Regions from separate parts of the Homo sapiens genome. Here region 2 is linked to region 1. Evidence: read pairs that join two places in POLR2A ChIA-PET (ENCODE). Cell type or tissue: OCI-LY7. All regions are shown on one strand.

The links. ChIA-PET counts read pairs that join two places held together with the same protein. Peaks named below come from ENCODE experiments on the same cell type or tissue, not always from the same donor. Only the 100,000 strongest peaks of a DNase experiment are listed, where the experiment ranks them.
Region 2: POLR2A ChIA-PET joins it to region 1 with 6 read pairs; 12 of 35 experiments call an interaction of 5 or more read pairs at or near these places.

What each region holds. Positions count from the first base shown.
Region 1 is chr10:71,876,758-71,880,757 of GRCh38, reverse strand. It overlaps LINC03139 (long intergenic non-protein coding RNA 3139), which reads right to left and starts at 2,671. Exons shown (of 2, transcript XR_007062186.1): 1 at 2,273-2,671; 2 at 1,651-2,045. RefSeq lists an enhancer at 3,881-4,000. In OCI-LY7, no CTCF peak of the experiment used is centred here; DNase peaks (open chromatin) are centred at 1,877 and 2,717; H3K4me3 peaks cover 1,188 bases; H3K27ac peaks cover 2,615 bases.
Region 2 is chr10:71,821,090-71,825,089 of GRCh38, reverse strand. PSAP (prosaposin) reads left to right here. Exons shown (of 14, transcript NM_002778.4): 8 at 3,083-3,214. Among named protein-coding and RNA genes, the nearest start is that of PSAP, 28 kb to the left of the region's middle. In OCI-LY7, no CTCF peak of the experiment used is centred here; no DNase peak of the experiment used is centred here.

The DNA of each region.
Region 1 (4,000 bases):
AGATACAGACCTCAGAAATGCTGCAGGAGCCCGGTGGGGCTGGGATGATGAGAGGAGACCTCCAGGATGCAGGGGGCATGCGCTGGCCTTGCAGAGTAAACAGGCACCAGACGAGCCGAGGGGAGGAGAGGCACTCGGGTGAGGCAAGCGGCATGAGCAAAGCACAGACGGTACACAGCATGGTGTGTACACATGAGCCAGTATTGGCTGGAGTAGAGGCATGGGCAGGGAGGTCCATGGGACAGGTGGGCATTGCAGGTTGAGGTCACTGGGGCAGAATGTTGTGGGAGCATGCTGGAGAGGTGGAGAGGTGGAGGGGAGAAGGAGAATAGAGCATTGACTGCCAGGGAGATGAATTTGGCATTGATCCCATGGGCATTAGAGAGCCAAAAGAGACTCTATCTCTGTTTTTTGTTTTTTTTTTTTTTCTTTCTTTTTTCTTTTTTTGAGACAGGGTTTCACTGTTGTTGCCCAGGCTGGAGTGCAGTGGTGCAATCTCAGCTCACTGCAACCTCCTCCTCCCAGGTTCAAGCGATTCTCCTGCCTCAGCCTCCCAAGTAGCTGGGATTACAGGTGCCCGCCACCACGCCTGGCTAATTTTTATATTTTTAGTAGAGATGGGGTTTCACCATGTTGGTGAGGCTGGTCTCAAACTCCTGACCTGAGGTGATGCACCTGCCTCGGCCTCCCAAAGTGCTGGGATTATAGGTGTGAGCCACCTTGCCTGGCCGAGAGTCCATCTTTAAAAATAAATAAATAAATAAATAAATAAAAAGTAATTTTATTTGAAAAACAGGAAGACCAGGCATGGTGGCCCACACTTGTAATCCCCACACTTTGGGAGGCTGAGGCAGGAGGATTGCTTGAGGCCAGGAATTTGAGACCAGCCTGGGTAACACAGTGAGACCCCATCTCTACAAAAAAAACTTAAAATGATCACTGCTCAAACCTAAGCCAGTAATAAAAAAAGAAAAAAAAGGGCTGGGCACGGTGGCTCACACCTGTAATCCCAGCACTTTGGGAGGCCAAAGTGAGCAGATCACGAGGTCAGGAGATTGAGACCATCCTGGCTAACACAGTGAAACCCTGTCTCTGCTAAAAATACAAAAAATTAGCCGGGCATGGTGGTGGGCACCTGTAGTCCCAGCTACTCGGGAGGCTGAGGCAGGAGAATGGCATGAACTTGGGAGGTGGAGCTTGCAGTGAGCCAAGATCGCGCCACTGCACTCCAGGCTGGAGGACAGAGTGAGACTCCATCTCAAAAAAAAAAAAAAAAGAGAAGAAAAGAAAAAGGAAAGAACAAAAATAGCCAGGTGTGGTGCTGTGCCTGTAGTCCCAGCTACTTGAGAGGCTGAGGCAGGAGGATCTCTTGAGCCCAGGATGTTGAGGCTGCAGTTAGCTATGATCGTGCCACTGCACTCCAGACTGCATGACAGAGTGAGACCCTGTCTCAAAAAAAGAAAAGAACAAGCATTACAGGGGCTGGGGGTAAGGGGGATGGGGATGGGACGTTATCGTTTAATGGGTACAGAGTTTCTGCTTTGCAAGATAAAGCGAGTTCTGGAGATGGGTGGTGGTGACTTTGCACAGCACAATGCGTGTATTTCATACCACTGAACTGTACACTTAACAAACAGTGAAGCTGGCAAATTTTATGTTATATATATTTTACTACAATTTTAAAAGCTGGGGGAAGAATTGCAAATTTTGGCTGCACAGCCTTTACATCAGAGGAGATGGCCCAGGTGCAGCCATGTGCGGTGGCTGCGGAGGCAACAGTGAAGATGACAATGATTGCTGACATTTAAGAAGTCCCCAGAGACAGCAGGGATAATGAGTAGGAAAAAACTCTGAGGGCAGGGGCTATGTCATACCCTCCTCTCCATACCCAGCACCAAGCCCATAGAGTGCAGTGGCGGGCTCTCAGCCACAGCGGCTGAGGAAGTGGTTGCGTCTGCATCGGCCTGCAGTGGACTGCCGGGGCAGGAAGAAGAACTAGCTTGTCTTTCACGGAGTCTTGTGTCCTTAAACCCAGATAAAGCGGCCTAGAGACAGTGAGAGAACAATGAGGGTTGTTGCAGACTAAAGCCGGGCCCTGGGCAATGTTTGGCCTCTGCCTGGGCCTCGGGCCCCACCCCCCATGTCCCCGGGCCCCACCCCCCAGGTCCCCGGGCCCCACCCCCCAGGTCCCCTTCCAGAACTTCACCAGTCTTGCCGGCCTCTCAGAGAGTCAGCCAACCCCTGAGGCCTTTCGGGGACTGATAACGCTCACCTTTGGCTCAGACTGAATCCAAACACTTCACCTCTTTTTCTTCACAGAGCCCCATCCTCCAAAGGACCCTGTTCCAGCTTGTGACAAACCCAGAGGCAATCCTGGTCATCCGGAGGAGGAGGTGTCTGTGCCGTTGCTTGGAGCTGACTGTAGGCCTAGAGGCACAGGATTATACAGGATTGTAAGAGAATTGTATTTTTCTTCCTTGCATTTTTCGGTGTTTTCTAAATTTTTTCAATGAGTATCCTTTTGAGAATCATTAAAAAAGAATACATTTTACTTGACAAGGTATATAAATACATGGGTTAAGATATTAAAATAGAAAGAGTAAGGATTGCTTGCACGTTACAGAGTCTGGGATTTGGAGCTCAGTGCCTGGCACTGAGGGGATCAAAGTGCCAGGTGCTCAAAGTGTTCGTTGAATGAGAGGCGGGGGTGGGGGTAATGGGTGGTGAGACTGCTACCCTGTCCCTCCTCCCTCACCACATCAATGTCTGTGAAGCATTTCTAGAGGATCTACTGTGCAATGGAACCCTGGGAGCCAGGGGTGACTGGGGAGGCAGCAGGTGCAGGTGCTGGTAATGCCGTGCCATTGGGAGCCCCACTGGGGGTCCTCCATGAATCACAGGGGACCCATACCCAGGATACTGAGGAAGCTTCCAGAAAAAAAGAGTGATGCTGGCCCTGGATTGTGAGGATGGGCAGGGGTTTTTTGGAGTGGGAGAAGGGTACAGGTGTTCCAGGTCATCAGTCCAAGTTCCTTCACTCCTTCATTATTTACTTGCTCAGTCATTTCACAAACAACCTTTTTTAAAATAATTAGACAGGGGTCTCACTATGTTGCACAGGCTGGTCTCTCACTCCTGGGCTCTGGCGGTCCTCCCGCCTTGGCCTCTGAAAGCGCTGGGATTGCAGGTGTGAGCCACCATGCCCAGCCTCACAAACATTTATCTGCAGTCCAAACTGGATCCAAACTCTCCTCACCGCACCTCTGTTTCTGGAGAATGCTTCCAGGGCGCCTAGAATATACCAGGTCCTGACCTAGTGACTAGAGATACAGCTGCCACTCATAAATAAACATATGCTAGCATGGCAAGAAGAAAAGATGGCAGGATGGCAGAGAGAAAGCTGCTAGGGAGCAGATGCAGAATGAATATCTGGAGCAGGAGCAAAGGGCAAGAGCCTCCAGACTGGGGGGAAACGACCTGGGCATGCTCAAAGGCAAAAGAGGCCACTGGAGATGTGTGAACAGCAAATGGTGTGATCTGATTGGGATCGTAAAGGATCACTTCCACACAACAGTGATCACACTTTGTCCACAGGCACCCTTTAAAAAACCCCTTTCAAATTTTTTTTTTTTTTTTTTGAGATGGACTCTCACTCTGTCACCCAGGCTGGAGTGCAATGGCACGACCTCGGCTCACTGCAACCTCCACTTCCCAGGTTCAAGCGATTCTCCTGCCTTAGCCTCCTGAGTAAGTGGGATTACAGGCACCTGCCACCATACCCGGCTAATCGTTATAGTTGCAGTAGAGACGGGGGTTTCACCATGTTGGCCAGGCTGGTCTCGAACTCCTGACCTCAGGTGATCCGCCCTCCTTGGCCTCCCAAAGTGCTGGGATTACAGGCATGAGCAAATGTGCCTGGCCCCTTTGAAATTTTTATCATTAGCCTAAACTTGCAAATGATGCATTTGGTGGTTTGCTGTAGACTGTATATCATCTTTAA
Region 2 (4,000 bases), 56 kb after region 1:
ACAGCGACGCCTGTTTTGTGCTACAGCAGCACAGTTGAGTAGTTGCAGCCAGATCTTATGGCCAAGGAGCCTGAAAGATTGACTCTCTGACCTGCTGTAACCACTCAAGCAAGCTGAGGAGGAGTAGTTTATTTGGGATTATTACTCACACCCTACCATGTTCTAAAAACAGTTAAAAGGCAGCTTACAGAGACATGCACCTGAAGTAGGTAAAGATAAGCATTGACGGGATTTAATCTCGTGAAGTACTTCCTCATAGCTAACTTAAAATATTTTTCTCATTATAAAAGTTATACTGTGTAGAAATGTGTTGAAAATATGGACAATACTTCCCACACAAAAATCATTTGGAGTTTCAGAATATATCAACGGGTTCATATATACTACCTTGTACTTTGTAGTTTGCATTTTTTGCCTAAAAATATGTTGGCCATTGAATATTCTTGTACAAATGACTAAATGCTTGCAGAATAATCACCTGTGTACATAGAAGAGAATTTACATAATTGGTCCCCGGTGGCCGGATGTATCTAGGTTGTTTTCAGGTTTGCCTTTGGGAAGATGAATATCCTTATAGCCAAATGCATACATATATGCATATCCCTGCCTTTCCCCTTATTATAGAGAACTAAAGCTGGAACTGCTGAATGGAAGCATGAGGCTTTGGATACATTGTTAAATTGGCCTTCCAGGCTGCCATTTGGCCACCTGCAGTAGATTGCCCTAGGATCCCTTACCCCTCAGGGATCCCTTACCCCCCTTACTTGGGCAGCCCTGTGTCTTGTTCTGTGGTGCTGCTGGTCACTAACCTGTGGGAAAGCCTTGTGGGCCCGGGGCCAGTGTGGGCTCCTGAGTATGGAGACCCTTCATCAAGCATTTTCTGGGGCTCTTGCTACACAGTGTTTTGAGTGTGATTTAGTGTGTAAGACCTGGAGATGGTGCACACAGAGCAGGACAGCCCCCAAATGGTCTATCCCTGCAGGGCCAGGAAAGCTTTCAGGGCCCCCTTGTCCGCAAGATAGCAGGAACAAGGTAGGTTGCTAAGATCTGATTGCAAGAGCATTTCCCCTGAACCTCTTGGGACATCCTTACACCTGGTTAACTGCTTGATTGTTGTTTTAATTTTTCTTAACTGTTGTGTCCTTTCCTTTCTCTTATTTTCACCTCCGATTTCCTGTTTTTTTGTTCAACAGCAGGATCAGGTATGTGTCGGGGAATCTGCTTGCAGTAGTGGTCTGCTGCTTCCTCTAGTTACTTTGCTTTTTTTTTTTTTGGGTATGGCATGATTAGCTCTGACAGATACAAGGAATGGTTACGAGAGGCAGGCTCCCTCTCTGTTAATAGGCTGGGGAGGGCTTCTGCATCTCTCCCCTGTAATTCAGCCCTTGAGGTTTTGGGGGTCTCATCTCCCCTTCGGGGTCCAGTAAAATGAAGCCAGCAGAGCCTTGTGCTCTGGTCACAGTCCACATACAGCATACGTACATGCAGGCCACCAGTGTGACAATGGGGAACCATGGGTGGCCCAGGAGGTGCCTCAGCCTCCTTCAACGTAGGCCAGTTAGGAAGTCCAGTGTAGGTCTGGCTTCCCCAGGGCACCTTGTGTCTGTCACAACGCAAGTAGGCATTGCATGTCTTTAGTGCTGTTTTTCATAAACACAGAAATGCTTCTGCTGCATGAGCAAACATTTGCAGACAGCCAGCAGACTGTTCCTGGCTGTTGGATCCAGAGAATTGGAAACAATCTCTTGATTGTGGCTTCTGCCCCTCTGGGTAACAGGGTCCTTTGGGATCTAGAGCCACATCAGATGGCATGCTACAAGAACCAAATGCCCAGTCCATACTTGCTCTGAGCCAGTGTCCTTCGGGGCCGTCCTGAACACTGCCACCTCTGAGCGTTGGCATCCATCTGCTAGGATTAGCATTGGAGCTTTTTTTGAAGGTATTTTGAAGTCTAATGGGAGAGGACTTTGGTTGAAATACCTGAATTTTTACCTAGGCCTCCTCAAGGAGTTGGAACAAAGCTGATCGAGGCAGAAGCAGCCCTATACCTCCTGAATATTGGCGTCTTTTTTTTTTTTCTAAAAAGCTTGCTGTATCTTCAGCTGCGTTCTTATTATTTATTTATTTATTTATTTATTTTTCATTCTTAAGGTGTGGCAGAGACAGGGTATTTGGGATATACTTTTCAGACTCCCCCGGTCTTATTAATTCTCGAACCTTCTTGATATTAAAACAAGATGAGCCATAGTCATGGTCTAGCTCTTTTCCCTTAACAGGTCCTGTTTTTAGCACTTTTGTTCCTGCTGCTTTAGGGTTTGGTGCTGGAAGGCAAATGCACTCAGGCTCAGAGCTAGTTGCTGGTTGCATTTATTTCCACAATATACAGAGTCTATACACTTGTCTCACTCTTGGCCATCAGAGTGTCATGGTCAGGATGTCTAGACTATCTAGTGCTCTGTGTTTGGTGTCTAAATGGTGAAAGGGGATCAATCTGGAGACCTTGTGGCTTAAAATGATTCATCCATTTGGCGGGTTGGGTTTTCATGTGCACTGTGTGCAGCTTGAACATAGAATGTGGTTTTTTAAAAAGCCAGCATTTCCCCTTAATGCATCATTTTAAATGGTCCTGCCGCTGAAAAATCTGGTGTGGTTTTATTTCTAACACATTTGGCTTTCTGTTAGTTTATGGGCATGGTAGTTCCCCCTCTAGAAAAAAGCATAGCTTAGTTCCTACCTAGAGTGACCTGAAAAGACACATTCTAGAACAGACCAGGTGTCCTTGGAGATGTGGAAGGTGCTGGGGAGTCTCCCTCGTGGTGGCCCTGGATGGAGACTCTGTTTGATGTTCCTTAGGAGCTTTGTGTGGTCTCCTCCCCGAGATGTAACTGGCACATATGCACTGCTTCAGACACGAGCCCTTTAACATGGAAACTGGAATCTGCCCCGTTGTGGGAGGGGGAGAGGGAGGTAGCCTTGACCTGGGCCCAGGGTGCTGTCCAGCTCCCTGTCCTCTGGCTGGATTGGGACTGAGGAGCAGTGGGCGTAGGCTTGCTGCTGACTGGTTGTTCTGTGCTCTCTTCAGCAACCCAAGGAGATCTGTGCGCTGGTTGGGTTCTGTGATGAGGTGAAAGAGATGCCCATGCAGACTCTGGTCCCCGCCAAAGTGGCCTCCAAGAATGTCATCCCTGCCCTGGAACTGGTGGAGCCCATTAAGGTACCTGGTGTCACTTTGTGTCCTGGTCAGGGCTGTGCAATGCCACACTACTCCCTGCTGTGTCACATCACATCTTACGAGTCACTTGTTTCTTTCGGTTCCCTGCCTGGCTCCTAAAGGTCTTTGAGTTTGTGATCACTGGTTTATCCTATCCCCTATACTAATGCAGCCCCCGACCCTGAGTTCTTTTGAAAACATTTTATTTCCTTGGTTGTAAACCCTAATGTTCGTGGGATCATTAGCCTGTGTATTTTCAGCATGCCATTCAAAGGTGACTTTGCAGTGCCTGGCTTCAGCCTCACCTTCTCACATGCACTGTCTGGGTCCTTCCCCATCCTGTGGCCCTGACAGACTGGATGTTCCCAGCACACCCCTCAGAGTGTACGGAAGCCTCACTGGGCCTGCAGCCTGTATACTAAGTACATGTGGGTGTCTATTTTATTTAACTAAAACACCTCACTTGGTGAAGATTAGACTACTTCATCCCATAATAAATTTGTATTTGGCATTTATTATGGGTCAGGCAGCATGTTAGGGGCTGTGGTGAACAGATGATGTCATTGTGCCCGTGGGGCTTACATTCTAGTTCTTCAAGGCCTGGGCTGTGTGATGCCTTAACACGTGGCACATGTACACGCTTCTTGTTCTAGAACATCCCACGGCACTTGACTGCCAGCTGTTGGTCTCTCTCTGCTGTCTCCTCTCTGCATGTGCAGAGTGTGTGACCCAGGGGCCAGGCCGAAGTGTCAGCTGGAATCCAGGAAGCACTGCTTCTTGCCTTCCTCT